2 separate regions of the Homo sapiens genome follow, and region 2 is linked to region 1. A link is a contact called in ENCODE Hi-C or POLR2A ChIA-PET data. All regions are on one chromosome and are shown on one strand. Each heading gives the region's core, a stretch centred on a gene start or an enhancer-like site at or near the end of the contact. The rest is flanking DNA. Distances are from core to core; before and after follow the strand shown. Region 1 overlaps SLC22A15 (solute carrier family 22 member 15). Region 2 overlaps SLC22A15 (solute carrier family 22 member 15).

What was found. Hi-C counts contacts between places; a loop is a spot of excess contacts on that map. ChIA-PET counts read pairs that join two places held with the same protein, here RNA polymerase II (POLR2A).
Region 2: a map of ovary shows a loop between it and region 1 (15-fold over the local background). The contact joins two enhancer-like sites. A Hi-C loop is called at or near these places in 1 of 168 maps with a recorded cell type or tissue (ovary). POLR2A ChIA-PET finds 5 or more read pairs at or near these places in 1 of 52 experiments (BJ).

What each region holds. Positions count from the first base shown.
Region 1 is chr1:116,002,295-116,010,080 of GRCh38, reverse strand. All of the region lies in intron 2 of SLC22A15 (solute carrier family 22 member 15), which reads right to left. Among named protein-coding and RNA genes, the nearest start is that of SLC22A15, 30 kb to the right of the region's middle. Within about 2 kb of position 3,505, at least 3 of the 41 ENCODE cell types and tissues checked have a DNase peak (open chromatin) inside an H3K27ac peak, as active enhancers do.
Region 2 is chr1:116,064,529-116,072,314 of GRCh38, reverse strand. SLC22A15 (solute carrier family 22 member 15) reads right to left here. Exons shown (of 12, transcript NM_018420.3): 11 at 5,607-5,795; 12 at 2,261-5,296. The coding sequence ends at 5,207. Among named protein-coding and RNA genes, the nearest start is that of MAB21L3, 43 kb to the left of the region's middle. RefSeq lists an enhancer at 4,416-5,615. Within about 2 kb of position 4,628, at least 4 of the 41 ENCODE cell types and tissues checked have a DNase peak (open chromatin) inside an H3K27ac peak, as active enhancers do.

The sequences.
Region 1 (7,786 bases), core at 2,256-4,755:
CCTAGATTAGAGTTTTGCATTAAATACCAAGTTAATCACATCCACCTAACCTTTTATTTGCCCTTCCCAAAAACTCTTCTAAAGAAACTTCTGCAAGGCCTGACCCAAGTGTAATAAGGTGCAGGGTAGACGTTAAAAATGTGTGTTTTTAACACAGTATCTTTAAACTATAGAGTTTCGTAGAATCTCTCTTAATATTTATCTTCCAAAATTTTATGTGACGGGTCAACAGGGCTTCATATTTGTTTTTTAACTTTGATTTCAAACAAGATTATTTCAATATGAACCAAACATTACCTATATACCACAGATTATATATTAAGGATATTCACCAACTTAGTGACATGTTTAGGTACCAATTTCAATACTCCTTTAGAGATTTGCAGGAGCAAGTGAGAGTCTAGTGAAGTCATTGAAATTGACTTAATGCTAAGAAATTAAGTGGAGGTTTTAGTTTGGCACTGCACTTCATTGTAATAAGGATGAACTCAACACAGTGCAGAGACTAGTGGTTCCTCAAGAACACCGGCTAAAGTGTAACTGATGCCAACATGCTGCCTGGTGCTGCTGGCCTTGGCTGCCCCTTGATCACCATTCACATTATTCTCCATTCTGCTGCTGTCTCTCCTTGATTCTTATCATTTTGTTAGCAGCAGCAGGAAACTTTCAAGCTACCTATACCACACCAGCACTTGGAACAGCACCCAGACAGGCCTCTAAAGCACAAAGCAGAAGTACAGTGCGTGAACTAACATATAATTCACACTCTGAACGGTGGGACGGGAGCACACAGCACAGACACTTCATTGGTACCTCAATATAAAGGACTTCAGGAAAAACAAGAGATTCTGTGTTAAACATGTGAAACAGAGGAGGCCTTTGTTAGGTCTCCCTGAATCTATTCAGAGAGGAGAGACATAGTGAATGTTGTCACTGGGGCAGGTGGTTGCGGGGCTCTGAGAATACAGTGAACTGCTGAGAGTATGAGACTTAACTATTGTTCATTCTATTTAATTCTCCTTTGTTATTTTTTGTTCTGTTAGGAAACATGTACATTTATTTGAGCTTGACCAGCAATAAAGCTTAATGTAATCATTACTACTTCCACCGTACTTGAGTGGGTTTTGTGGGGGTGGAACACTGGCCAGGCTCCTCATGAGTCTGACACACATGCCCCAGGTCACATCACCTTGTAGAAGGCAGACGCTGACACCACTCACAGATGGGCTGCCTGCCTGGCCTCCTTCTTTCTGCTGGGCCCATGCCACAGTGGCCAGGCTTGTTTACTAACTGTGGGGCACTGAGGAGGTCACCCAGCTACTCTGAGCCCATGTCTTCTTCCCTTTTTAATTAGCAGACTAGTATTATTGCTTTCCCTTCTCCCCTAGAATTCACTCTGCCCAAAGCACTCTCAAGCAGGTGACTGCGAGCATCTTATTTAGCTTTCAGCCTAATGTGTTGGGGAAGAAATGAAACTTTTTATATGAGGAATGTGAGCTCTGCCTAAATTATTGGGCCCAGAGAGGCACTGGAATGAAGCAGCAGTCATGTCCCCATCTCCCCTTGAGCCAAGTATCATCTCTTGAAGCTGCTTGCTATGTGGACTCTAGATTGATGCCACTGGTAGCTATACATTAACCTAACAATGCTACACACTGGACACCATAACCCCTACTCTATAGTTCAACAATATAAAGCCAATTACTGATCAATGTTATTTATGTAAACTAATGAAAACTCCTAACAAACAATCTTGTATCCACCCACTCCTTGTTCCTCTTTTTGCCTTTAAAAGATTACTTGCCACAAAGATTGAAAAGAGCGCTTCCTACAGTAACCGGGAAGTGTTTCCTGGGCAGCTGTGCTCACCCTGGCTCAAAGAAACTCTTTAAAATTATATTTTGTGCCTCAGTTTCTTCCTTTAGGTTGATATTTCATGCCCCATACACTATCTCCCCACGGTCACTGTGCTAACTGTTCTCAAATCCGCCAAGGCATACTCCCATTGGCTCTTCCTGTCCCTTCACTGCCAGTGAGCCAAGGGGCCCAGGCAGAGTCGATCTTCACCCTGTTCTCATGGACATGTTTCTGGGGCTGCCACAAATGGCTGGCGGTGGCAGAGGTGCTGAGGCCCTGGACCCTACTCCTCTGCAATGACAACAGCAAAGTATCTAGCTCTTCTAAATACTGAAATGCCAACTAAGATACCATTTAAAACTAAAGGCTTCTATTCTTTTTTGTTTTTTAAAAAAGCTTGAAAATCACTAGTGAAGTGGAAAGAATATGAGCTCATTGAATCCCAGACTAGCAGCTTATTAGGTGTATGATTTAGGGAAAATTCTTTAAATTCTCTTCATCTGTTATTTCACTAATAGAGTGGGGTTGTTGGTAGGACTAAATACATAGCATCTATGGAAGGCCTCTGGCAGAGAGACTCCCATCCCAGAGTGCATTTTTAAAAAGTGGTTAGCTGCCTCTTCCCTCTCTCCTATACCTACCAGACCTTATATAAACTTATCTTCTTACCCACAAACTCAGTGCAAAGTATGGAATGATCTTGTCACAGCTGAGGATCCCATGGAGGTTGTGGAGTTCTGTCCTGTTGTGTGGGTCAGTGATGCCAACTGTACTCCTCCAACAAGTAGGCAGGCCACAGCCACCCTTGCAAAGCATCATGAACCCACTCAGGCTGAAGCAGCCAGTTCAGCATCTGGAATGCTTAAAAGATAATTGATCCCAAATCATGACCCCAGAGTTCCCAAAGAGCCCTGAGGGAGGGTGGAGGTGCCACGGGGTGGCAGTATGAGGATCTCATCTAACTGTGCAGCAGGGACAGTCCATGCCCTGCTCCCCATGTTGTTCTGGATACATCTTGGAGCACCTGCTGGAGACTGAGGGTCACTATTTGCACAGGTAATTTGTACCTTGAAATAAACCTCTGAGGGTGGATAATTTTTTGACACCCTGGTGGGATGAGGAATATAATGTGTACCTCTATATCATGGGAAGAAAGTACCAAGTATTTAGAAACGTATAATTATCAATAACTATAATCAAGGTGGATAATAACATATACATCCCAGTCTACGCATCTCAGTGGCTACACATGATGGGAATGAGAAAGAGGACAGATGAATAACACAGGAAGAGGGAGGGAGACAGGGTGAGGAAGCGAGGGTGAGAAACAGAAACAGAAAGGCACACAGAGGCAGAAATGATAAAGACAGACAGAGGGAAAGGCAAGACAGAGAGTGAATGCAATGGATACAGAAAGAGAAAGAGAAACAGAAACAGAGAGGTAAATACAGACAGACTGAGATGAAGAGACATGGGAACAAGCAGAAACAGACACAAACAAAATGACAGAGACAAGAAAGAGCAATAAGGACAGAAGGTGGGGAGAAGAGAAGGAAAGGAGGGAGGGAGGGGACACAGAGATACAGATTGACAAAGACAGGTGGCAAGGGAGACAGCGATTCTTAGATGCACCCCAGTGGGCTAAGATTTAGGTAACAGGAAGGAAAAGACGTAGCTACTATCACAGGTGGCAAGGTGAAGGCTGTCTCAGCCCTTAATTCTTTTCCTCTCAGAGCTGCTTTAAAGATCTTCAGCACTTGCCAAGGAAGCCATTTCATTCAATTTCTCCTGTTTCTAACACTCTTTATCTTGAGAGTAGTAGTTCCCTGGGTTCCCTTTAACTAATTCACCCTTCCTTCTGTCTTCCACCTTCAGTCGGGCACTGTTTATTGTGAGATCCTAGAAGTCAGCATAGGAGATACAGTGGGGACCAGGGTGCCTCATCCCTGTTGTCCTGGAGTGCAGGATCTAAGAGCTCTCTCTTTATAGCAAGCCTTCTCTAACATAAGGCAGGTAACAATTGCTCAGTGAACACTTGTTAATAATGGTATCCCTCTGGAAATATCTAAAAGGGCTCCTAATTATAGATTAGGATACATACAGTGGGATATTCTACATAAATGTTGCTTAGGTCAAGCTGTCACCCTGGTACCACAAGCATTCTAATCAAGATTGCATTGTCCAGTGGTGGTCAGCTGTCCTTCTCTTCAGAGAGCCCATTCGCCAGCAGGAGCTACTATAAGGGGTTGTCAGAAATGAGTGCTTTGCTTATTCTTGATTAAAATAGCAGCCTATTGACTAGTAATAATGAATACCAAAAGTGGTCTAACACTGTGAAATTGAAGGCATTCAAGATACATGGATTATGTCAATATATTAGGGGTACTCCCCACCCTTGCAGGAATTTGTGAGATAATCCAATGTGTAGGTACTCTACCTACAGGGTTATGCTCTCAGCTAAAACTCCTCCTTGGTCCTGAGCCAACATGGACTCTGGAAGCTTCTTTCTCCCTGATGCTGGCTGAGGAGTGGAGGTTGGGAGTAGGAGTGGTGGTATCAGTACCCTGCCTATGGAAAATTGGAGTTTACCTATAGTGACCTACCATGGAATCAGTGTTCAAAACATCTAGGAGACTAAAGAGCTAGGACTTCTCAAGCCTGCAAGACAGTTTTTTATGTGCTACTTTGATTACAAGAATTTAGTTAATAAATGTATATACTGTATATGTGGCAGAATTTGGTCTGGGATTTGCTTTCATTATAATGTAGTAATAGATTTATTGGAGAGCAGACCTATAGTTCTCACCCATTTCAAAATCCTATGGAGATCAATCCTAAGTAAAACCAGGGCTTTTTGGAGAAATGACTAATTTCATGCTTCAGGGGTGAGAGGTACAAGATGAACTTGGAATATCTTGTTATGCCAAAAATTTCTGATAGGCATATCAGAAATGATAGGCATGTCAAAAGGACACAAGAGGGATCCCACTTCCAAGAAGACTAAGTAGGCATGCTTTTCCTTATTCCTTCCACTAAAGAACAGAAACCAATAAAATTCAAAACAGAAAAACGATAGAGAAAAATCAATCAAACAAAATGCTCATTCTTTAAAAAGATCAGTAATATTGACAAATCTCTATAATGACTGAGAAGTAATTAAATAAGAAAAAAAGACACAAATGCCCAATACCAGGTAATAAAAGAAGGGAAATCATTTCAGACCCTGAAAATATCAAAACAATGATAAGGTAATACTATGAACAATTCTACACACATAGATTTGACAACTTAGATAAAATGGACCAATTCCTGGAAAAGTACAAACAACCACAACTCATCCAATACAAAATAGATCATTTGACAAAATAGCCCCAGAAAATTGAATTCATAATTTTAAAACTCCCCAAAAGGAAATCTACAGGTACAGATAATTTCACTGGAGAATTCTATCAAAGGCTTAAGGAATTAATACCAACTCTACACAATCTCTTCCATAAAATATAAAAGAAGGGAACACTTTCCAATTCATTTTATAAAGCTAGTACTACTTCGATACCAAAACCAAAGATAGTATCAAAAAAGAAAACTACAGAGCAATACTCCTCACAAATATAGAGGCATTAATCCTTATCAAAATGTTAGCAAATAGAAATCAGTAATATATAAAAAGAAGCATGTACCCAAAGATGCAAGGCTGGTTCAATATTTGAAAAACAATCTCTGTAATCCATCATATTACAAGATAAAGAAGAAAAATTACACAGTCATTGCAATTGATGTAGAAAAAGTATTTGACAAAATTCAATATACATTCATAATAAAAATTCTCAAAAATATTGGAATGGGGAGGAGAAAGAGCAAGATGGCCGACTAGAACACTCCAGCAGTCATCCTCCCCACAGGAACACCAAATTGAACAACTATCCACAAAAGAAAGTATTACCAAAACACCAGGGGCTTGCTCTAGGTCCTGCTGCTTGCCACACAGAAAACCAATCACTGAGACAACACGTATTGCCAGGGAAGAAGGCTTTATTGGGTGCTGCAGCCAAAGAGATGGGAGATCAGTCTCAAATCTGTCTCTCTGACCAACTAAAACTGAGGACTTATATAACAAGGAAGTAATAAGCTACATGCAGGAAAACAGGAATTAAGGAGAGGTAAGGAAGCAGTCATGATAAATGAGGGGTCTGGCCTTTCACTGTCTGGATGCAGTGATCTGCTGAGTTTCAGTTCCTTGATAATATCTGGGAGGCCTAAGGTTCAGTTTCCTGAGGAAGGAACTCCAATAAGACAAATATAACTTTCTCTAGTTTTAAGAATAGAAGGGTCAATTTCTATGTTTATTCAAAAGAAACCATAAACATCAGCTCTTTGGGACAATTGGGTGAGTTTCAAAAGGACCTTCTTAAGAACCACAAATCAGGACTGATCACAGTACCTAGTTTTAACATCACATCAAGGAAAGAGGCACCTAAGAGGGTAGGAAAGACAGTCTTGAATTGCTGACACTACCCTTCCCCCAACCCACAGAAATACCACACGGCACAGGAAGAGAGAATCTGTGTGCTTGGGAAGCAGAGAGCACAGTGATAATGGAACTTTGCATTGGAACTCAGTGAGTCCCTTCACACCACAAGCAACACAGGGCAGAATTCAGCTGGTGCCCACAGAAGGAGCATTTAGATGAGCCCTAGCCAGAGAGGAATCGCCCATCCCAGTGGTCAGAACCTGAGTTCTGGCTAGTCCCACCACTGCAAGCTAAAGAGCTCTAGGGTCTTCAATAAACTAGTTCTTGTGGCCTAGACTGCAATTACTGGGCAAGTCCTGGTGCTGGGCTGGGCTCAGAGTCAGTGGACTTGGGATGCACATGATCCAGTGGGACACCAGCTTGGGTAGCCAAGGGAGTGCTTGTACTGCCCCTTCTGCAATCCCAGGCAGCACAGCTCACAGCTCCAGGAAAAGAGGGAAGAGTGAATAAAGAGGGCTTTGTCTTGCAATTTGCATACCAGCTCAGCCACAGTAAAATAAAGCACCAAGCAGAGTCCTAATGCACCCATTCTAGGCCATAACTCCTGGATGACATTTCTAGACCAACCCTGGGCCAGAAGGGAACCTGCTGCCCTGAAAGGAAGGACCCAATCCTGCCAGAATTTACCACCTGCTGGTTAAACAGCCCTTAGACCTTGAATAGAATAAATACCAGTGGTAGCCAGGCAGCAGTCACCATAAGCCTTGGACAAGACCCAGTTTTATGTTGGCTTCAGGTGTGATCCAGCACATTCCCAGCTGTGGTTGCCATGGGGAGAGACTCCTTCGCTAGAAGAAAGGAGAGGGAAGAGTAAAAAGGACTTTATAACTTGGGTACCAGCTCAGCCACAGTAAAATAAAGAACCAAGCCAACTCTTAAAGTCCCTGATTACAGGCCTTGGCTCCTACATGGAATTTCTAAACCCATCCTGGGACAGAAGGGAACCCATTCCCCTGAAAGAAAAGACCCATGCCTGTCAGCTCACCACTTGCTAAGTAAAGAGCTCCTGGGCCTTGAATAAACATCAGTGGTAGCCAGGCAATAGTTACCACAGGCCTGGGGCAGTGTTGGCCATGGGCAAAGGCTCCTTCTGCTTGAGGAAAGGAGAGGGAAAAGTAAAGGGGACTTTGTCTTGCAATCTCGGTACCAGCTCAGCCCCAGTAAAATAAAGCATGAAGCAGATTTTTAAAGCCCCTGATCTCAGGCCCTACTGCCTGGATGGCATTTCCAGACCCACCCTGGTCCAGAAGGGAACCTGCTGCTCTTATGGGAAAAGATCAAGTCCTAGTAGGAGTAATCACCCACTGACTAAAGAGCCTTTGGGCCTTGAATAAACATCAGCAATAGCCAGGAAATAGTTGTCACAGGCCTTGGGCAGGACCTGGTACTATGCCAACT
Region 2 (7,786 bases), core at 3,379-5,878, 61 kb before region 1:
GTGAAGGTATTGTTTTATAACACCATTTCAATTATATATATGCACACACACACGTGGGTATGTATGTAGGTGTGTGTACTGTGTGTCACAGTATAAAACATTTTCTTTACAGTGGGTTATAGTAAAATTTTCTGAAAATACTCTTTCATGATACATACATAGAAGCAGAATTTCTGAATCCTAGACTATGTACATTTTCAGCCTTACTTGCTAATGACAACCTAGTTGATGAATAAATTTATGCTTCTATCAGGATGTCACTAAATTCCTTTTTCTTCATAGCTTTAACATTTGATATTCTCTTATTTTCCCAATCTAATGGATTTTTAAAGATATCTTCATGTGGTTTCAGTTTGCATTTCCCTGATCCTGTAGTGAGGTTGAGCATCTTTTCATCTGTGAATCGTGAATTGCCTAATCACAGTTTTTGTAAACTTTATTACTTTTATCTCTGATTTGCAGTAAATCTTTATATAGTCTGGATATTAATCCTTATTGCTTATAAATGTTGCCCTAATCTATTGCTTTCTTTTTTTTTTTTAAGATGGAGTCTTGCTTTGTTGCCCAGGCTATAGTGCAGCAGTGTGATCTTGGCTCACTGCAACCTCCGCCTCCCGGGTTGAAGCGATTCTCTGGCCACAGCCTCTTGAGTAGCTGGGATTACAGGTACATGCCACCACACCTGGCTAACTTTTTTTTTGTATTTTTAGTAGAGATGGGGTTTCACCACGTTGGCCAGGCTGGTCTCAAACTCCTGACCTCAGGTGATTTGCCCATGTTGGTCTCCCAAAGTGCTGGGATTACAGGCATGAGCCACTGCGCCCAGGCTGCTTTCCTTTTAACTTTGTAGCATGTTCAGTCATACAGAAACAAGTTTTAAATTTAGATCAAGTCAAATATATCAATTAAAAAATAATTTATAATTTTCAGTTCTTGTCTGATAAATCTATCCATCCTCCAAGGTCATAAGAATATTCTATAATTTTCAAATAGTTTTAAAGTTTTGCTGTTTTTCATTGAGGCCTTCAATCTATTTGGAATTTATTTTTATTATGGGGAGAAGATTTAGTATCAATAATTGTTCACTTTTTCCTCTAATGTGTCATGCTATCTTTAACAAATCTGTTATGTTCTATTGATCTATTTGTCTACTGCTGACCAATAATACAGCTTCATAAGTTTTTATATCTAGAAAGTCAAGTCCCTTCTGTTTGTTCTTCTTTATCAGAATTGTCTTGAATATTTTTGGATCTTTGCTTTTCCATTTGAATACCAGAAGTATTATTCCAGGTTTATTAAAAAATCTTGTTAAGATTTTAATCAGTATTGCCCAACTGACAACATCTCTGGCTGATACTGCCTCAGAGAAACCAAACGGCTCCAGCACTGTGAATCTGAGCAGAAAAAAGCATACTCATCAAAAGTATGGCCTCCACCTTGCTTCTACCTTCCAAGCTCCATTTGTATCTGATTGAAGGAAACCAAACTGCACCTGGCTGCAAGGGGTAAACTTATCTGCAAGAAATTCAGAAAATGTACATTTTAGCTTTAAAGCTTCTGTAGTATAAGAAGATAGAGTAGAGCAGTGGATTTCAAACTATGGGTTGCAACCTATTAGCGAGTCATGATATCCATTTATTGAGTTATAAATGGCATTTTGAAAAGTGAAATAGAACATAAGTTATCAGTATGCCTAGCAAGATTAAGTATTATTGCATAAAATATATACATTTTTATGATTCATAGATATTTTATATATACATATATATTTGTAGGTGGGGAAGTATGACACGATGAATATGTAAAATGCATTTCTTACTGTGGGTTATGATAAAAAAAAAAAGGCTGAAGGCCAAGGTACCAGGAAGGTGAAGAGATGCTGTGTGCCAGTTTACCATATCTACTATAGTATCTCTTATTTTATTAAGGAAGCATCCTTTTATTCCTACTCTGCTAATAGCTTTTATTTTGAATGGATGTTGAATTTCATCAAATAATGTTTATTTTTCTATTGAGGTAATCATAAGCTCTTTCTCCTTTGATGTACTACATTGATGGATTTTCCACAATGCATTGTCTTTGCATATTCCTCATTCTAAAAGTATTTTGATAGTTAACTTTTGTGTCCATCAGTCTACAACTTTCCTACAACCCCTGTCCCACATATTACTTAACTTTACTAGCAGGTTCTGCATTTGCCCAACTTGTCAAAGCTACTACTGTAGATTTTGAGACATTCTGGGAGAACAAAAAAAAGGTCTATGTTTTATGATTCTTTATTACATTCACAAGAAGCCAAAATATCTGCATTTTATTTAGCTTAAAAATGTAATCATTTATAGATATTTTTCCAATTTAAGAACCAATGATAAAGCATTTGTATGGAGAAGTCCTAATGTGAAGCTGGTTTTTAATTCTGATACAGTAGTGACAATTATTTCAATATGTATTTGTTATGAATATAAATCACCTACTAAAAGTATCTTCATCAATTTGCCCACCATAAAAATATCTGTCTGATTTATGGTTACCTAAACAGTGTCTCAGAAACTCATTTTCTTCATTTATTTGCCTCATTTTGTTTATTTGCTCATTTTTAAATACTAAAGAATATCTGCATTGCTTGAAAGTAGCCAAATAACAAGTATTGGTTTTACTGGGCTGTGGTTGTAACTCACAAAATCAGAAAATTTCAACATGGTTTCTTTCAAAATATTTGTGAGGTGTAAATATTTTGGACAAGCTGCTAATGTGAACTTTCACCCTGGAAACTCTGGGGTTTCTTATATATCTTACATTTATTTTTCTTGCTTTATTTTAGGAAAAAAAATTTTTAATTTTGAATAGAATTAAAAAAACAGGATACTTTTTACAAACCATCCGCACAACCAAAATACATTACCTGTCAATGAAAAGTTTTCCAATAATTTAATCAATGCAAATATACACATATACACATTCTCTACATCAATAGTATTCAACAGTTTTTATCAAAAGGAGAAAATTTTGATTTTATAAAGGCAGTGGAAATAAAAAACAGTAATTATTAAGTTTTGCTCAAGGACCATCTAGAAGGAAAATTTAGTGACACATCTGAAATAAGCAACTGATGGCCAGCCTAGCCTTATTAAGTAACACATATTCAAATTGTAGATCTCCCCCTCCTATCTTCCACCCCATAGCTAAGAAAGGAAACCCAGGGATAGAACTAATTGAACTCTATTAGCCAGAGGCAATCGAACCCAGTGCCAATAGAGAGATGGACTCCCAATTAGTCTTCAAATGGAACAAAGTCATAACACTGGTTTTCTTTCGATGTTGGACGTATGGGTGATACGTTTCTAAATTTATAGTTTCCAAATTTTCTGTAATGAGATATATTACTCTTATAATACAAAGAAAGCTCCAACTAATCAAAAATTATATATATGTTAGTTCACTGTTTTAAATGCCCAACCACCATTTAAGAATAACTTTTAAGTGTCTTTGTAAGTTCTTCCTCTCTTCCTATTCTGATGTTGAGAAGGGGTCTATTTTCCAGAGAAAGTTAAGCAGGACTTGACAATTTGGGAGTTTGGGTCAGATTTGCTTGGAGTTTGTAAAAATTATACTGGGAGGAGTTCCACAATCTCCCTGATGGCTAGAAACAGTAATATTTACTAGGTTCTTACTGTGTCTACGCCAATGTTCTGGGCACAGCAGGGAAAAATAAACAGTAGTAGAGATGGCCTCTGTTTATGAAGAGCCCAACTAATAATCAAGGGCATAAAAGACATAAAAATAACAATTACAAAGGTACATACTGATACAGTGGAAACCAGAAGTCAGTGTGCAAGAAAACATGACAGTATTTGGAGCCAATTGGGGTGATGCTTCCAGCACTTCCAGAAGCAGCCACAGTGACGTCTTCTATTTACCTCTAATTCAATTTCTTTTTCTCCAAGAGGTTAGTAGAAATGGAAATTCTGAAAACACAGAAATTTTCCTCACTGGGAAAGTGACCTAAATCAATGCTGCCTAAGCTTGTTGACTCCAGGTTTATATTCCTATTTGAGATAGTATTCAAGTTTCATGAGAAAACATGTTTTCAAGACATGATTTTAGGAAATCAAATACAAGATTCACTTGAAAGTTGGTAGCACTTAATGAAAAACCAAGGTTTCCCATGAAATTACTGAACCTTCCATTTTGATTAAACAGATTGGGGCTGATCTAGGACAAGAAGTTCTTAAATATTGTCCAAATCCCTCATGGCACAATGCTGAAAGCAAAACAAACAAAAATTTATCAAAGATAATTTCATTTTCTCTCTTATTAAAAACTGCACCTTTTTTTTCCTCCAGGTGCTCAACATGTCACTGTTTAACTGCCCTCTACTTAAAGCTTTCTCATTTACTATGCATGATTTTGAAGTACTAGAATCTCAGATGGAAATTTTTCTGGATGTGCATATTAGTGGGAAAGGAAGAAATCATACAATATAGTATCCAAGGGAGCTGACAGGCAGCCAGAGCTACACCCCTGACTCTGAGTAAACCGCTTTGGTATATCTGGCTTTTCCTAATGAATCATCTGTGGGACTCAAGGCACCAGCAGCCCAAGTCAATCAGCAGGCTGGGAACCAAGCTGAGGACTCATATTTCATCAGCTAAGAAAAAGCTGGAGGGTCTCGGGACACACAGATGACCTCTGGGTGCTTTTCCCTGGACACAAAATGAAAATGCTGATGTTAACCTGTACCAGAAGATTCCTGAGGAGCAACTGATAGGGGCAAATGTCCAACATGGTATAAGGATTAAATCTTAATAATAGCTTATCTTACCCCACCAAAATGGTGAGAAATTTTACATATCTGCCTTTATTTAGATCATGATGAAGGAAAAGCGACATGATGAAATCTCTAGAAACAAATGAGCCTACCACTTTGGAATGTGGGTTTGGGCTGTTCTGCCAGATGTTATGATTCTGAGTAGAACTTAAATTCTAAACAAATTAACAACTATTCTCTCAATGCAGTGATGTTGTCTTTCATGAAATCTCTTCTCCAACTTCTGTGCCTAAAAACATCAGTCCATGCCAGGTACCATCTATGTACATTCAAGCCAAGCCTCTATTTTTACAACTCTCTTAGGAGTCATGGAAGAACCTGCCTTAGCCAGAGGCATAAAAGACGATCCTTTGCTTCTTAGGGGGAATCTGGGGCTCTTCACTTGATCATCTGAGTCTCTTCATCTGCATCATAAAATTCTTCCTCTTCCTCACTCTCACTCCCTAAAGAGCTCTCCTTGTCCACACACTGAAACAGGAAAGAAGAAAAGGGCAGTGAAATGATGTTATGACATTTCTGAAATGGAAACTACCATCTAGCTATTCAACTGACAAATGTATTTATATGACATTCATTCCCCCAAGAAATAGCCCCTAAAATATTCTAGGAAAGCTAATGAATCATCGATCATCCTTATTTCTCTGAAAATCAGCTGCTGTTAGATCCCACTTTTGTTTTCCAGCAGTTTTACTCAGTTCTATTTAATTTAACGCAAACCTTCTTTTTTTCATTAACTGCCACTATCCAAGCGGTATAATAATTAAGAAAAATATCACACCTGTTGGGGGTCCAAAGCCTGTAAAGATAATGCTTCTTCTCCCAGCCTGCGATACGAATACACCTGAAGGTCGGAGAATGTTTCTAGCAGCGGACTGTTAAGGGTCTCCGGCAATAACAAACTCAGGAGGCCGGAGGTCAGACCCGTGGCTCCGAAGACAATGAATGGTAAAGACCATTGCACATATTTCTGCAGAGGCGGGGAGTGGAATGAAAATAAACCAGAGAATTAGTTTCCTTAGCATGTAATACAAGCAGTCTCATGACTGAAAAACTGTCATGTTTACCACCTAGTTCATGACCTCGCACTAGACAACACTATAAGCCACTTCTTTCCACATAAAGAATTATCCTGGGAAATCAGAGAATGATTCCTCAGGCATGTAGAGATGGGAGTGAGTAAATAAAAGGACAGCACTAGTCTGTACATTAGAAGCAGCAATTTCATGTCCGGGGTGGGTACTGTAGGAGAAGAGGCCAGGCTGCCTCTGAGCAGGCAGGCCTATATGGCCAGAGCTGACAGGACATCTTGTAGTTCAGCTTCCATTCCAGGTGAGCACACTTTGCACAGAGGCATCCCAAAATACTTGCTGATGATGAACTTTAAAGTTCTTAATCCTGGAATTGGCCAAACCATCCTATATACCTTAAGACCGTAACTGAGAGTTCCAGGGATTAAAGGTGTAAAAACTCTTTTAAAAAACCAACCCTACGACATACATATGGCTTATAAACTTCTAAACTGAACATGGTTAAGGGCTGGTGATACAAGCAATTGTTTCAGAGATCCAAAACATATTCTCAGGAAAACGGAAACATTTCATCACAAAGAGATTCAAAGAAAACATGAAAAACAGTTGCTTCCAGGGTGTTTCTCTGGGGCTTTTCTGAGCTGATCAACATTTTAGAATTCCTGCTAAGCTTTATGATCTTCTGGTTTAGGCTTCCAAATTTCGTGGGTAGGTCCACTACTAATTAGGATTTCCCCTCAGACAATTTTTTCCTGATTTTTCAAAGTGAAGAGATGATGGAGAAGGAGGTGGAAAAGGGAGAAGGGGGAGGAGAAGGGAGAGATGGAGAGAACCGAGCAGAAGACAGGGATGAGGAGGAAGAGGGAGGAGGAGAATCTCTCATCTCTAGCCATCTACACTCAAACATATGTCCAGCACTGTGGGCCTGTTGTTGAAACAAGGGGAACACACACTTTCCCTTCTTCTAACCTTGTAGGAAGCAACAGAGACACAGTGCTGGGTATTATAATGTTGTAGGATAGCTATCCAAAGTCAGATATCTCTAACAGTACCTATATTTTGCAGAATAAAACACAGACCTACATGACTCCTTTAGGAGAAGGGTCTTGTGAACTAAAATTAATCATGAGACATGGAGAGAGATACTCTGAGAAGGGAAATGTACTGCACCTCAGAAAATGAAAAGGTTATAATGGCATTTCAGAGACCTGCCTAAGTAATGAACAGTTGTCTACAGAACAGGTCCACAAGTCCCACATCAAATCTAGTTGCTTTCAAAAAGTCTTGGCTGTGGAAAGTCACAAATCAAACCAAGGAGAGACTTGCGTAGGGGTCCCCTGGGTTCTTTCACAGAATCTGAGCATTTTAAGATGAAGGATTTTAGGGCTGTCATTTAATCTGGTTCCCTTTCTTTGACTATACAAGTTAGAAAGTTTCAAAAAAAAAATATTAACAGACACAGTGAGAGACATATTTCTCCTCTAATGTTATTTTCCAGGAGGTGTGTTCTTGGGGGAAGGTATTTAACCTCTCTGTAGCATGTCTCATATTTAATACAGGGGTAACAACAATGCCTTCCTCTTATGGTTACTATGAGGACTGCATGTGATGATATGTAGAAAGTGCTTGGCATAGAGCCCAGCACACAGCAGAAGTGTCATACATACTTATTAGTTGACTAACTTTTTCATGGGGACAGGAATGGGGCACACTGGCATTAGCAGACCCTCCAACAAATCCAGATGAACAAAAAATCAGACCCACTGGAGGCAAATGAATCCTCGATAAGAGTCCATCTGCCCTGACGGAATACTATCTAAAAGGGCCAAGGTTCACATTTGTGTCAGCTGATCTTAAATGACATCTGTTCATCACCTCTTTCTACTAAAAAGCATAAGCATTTCCAAAGCAGAGAATCAAGAAAAACAAA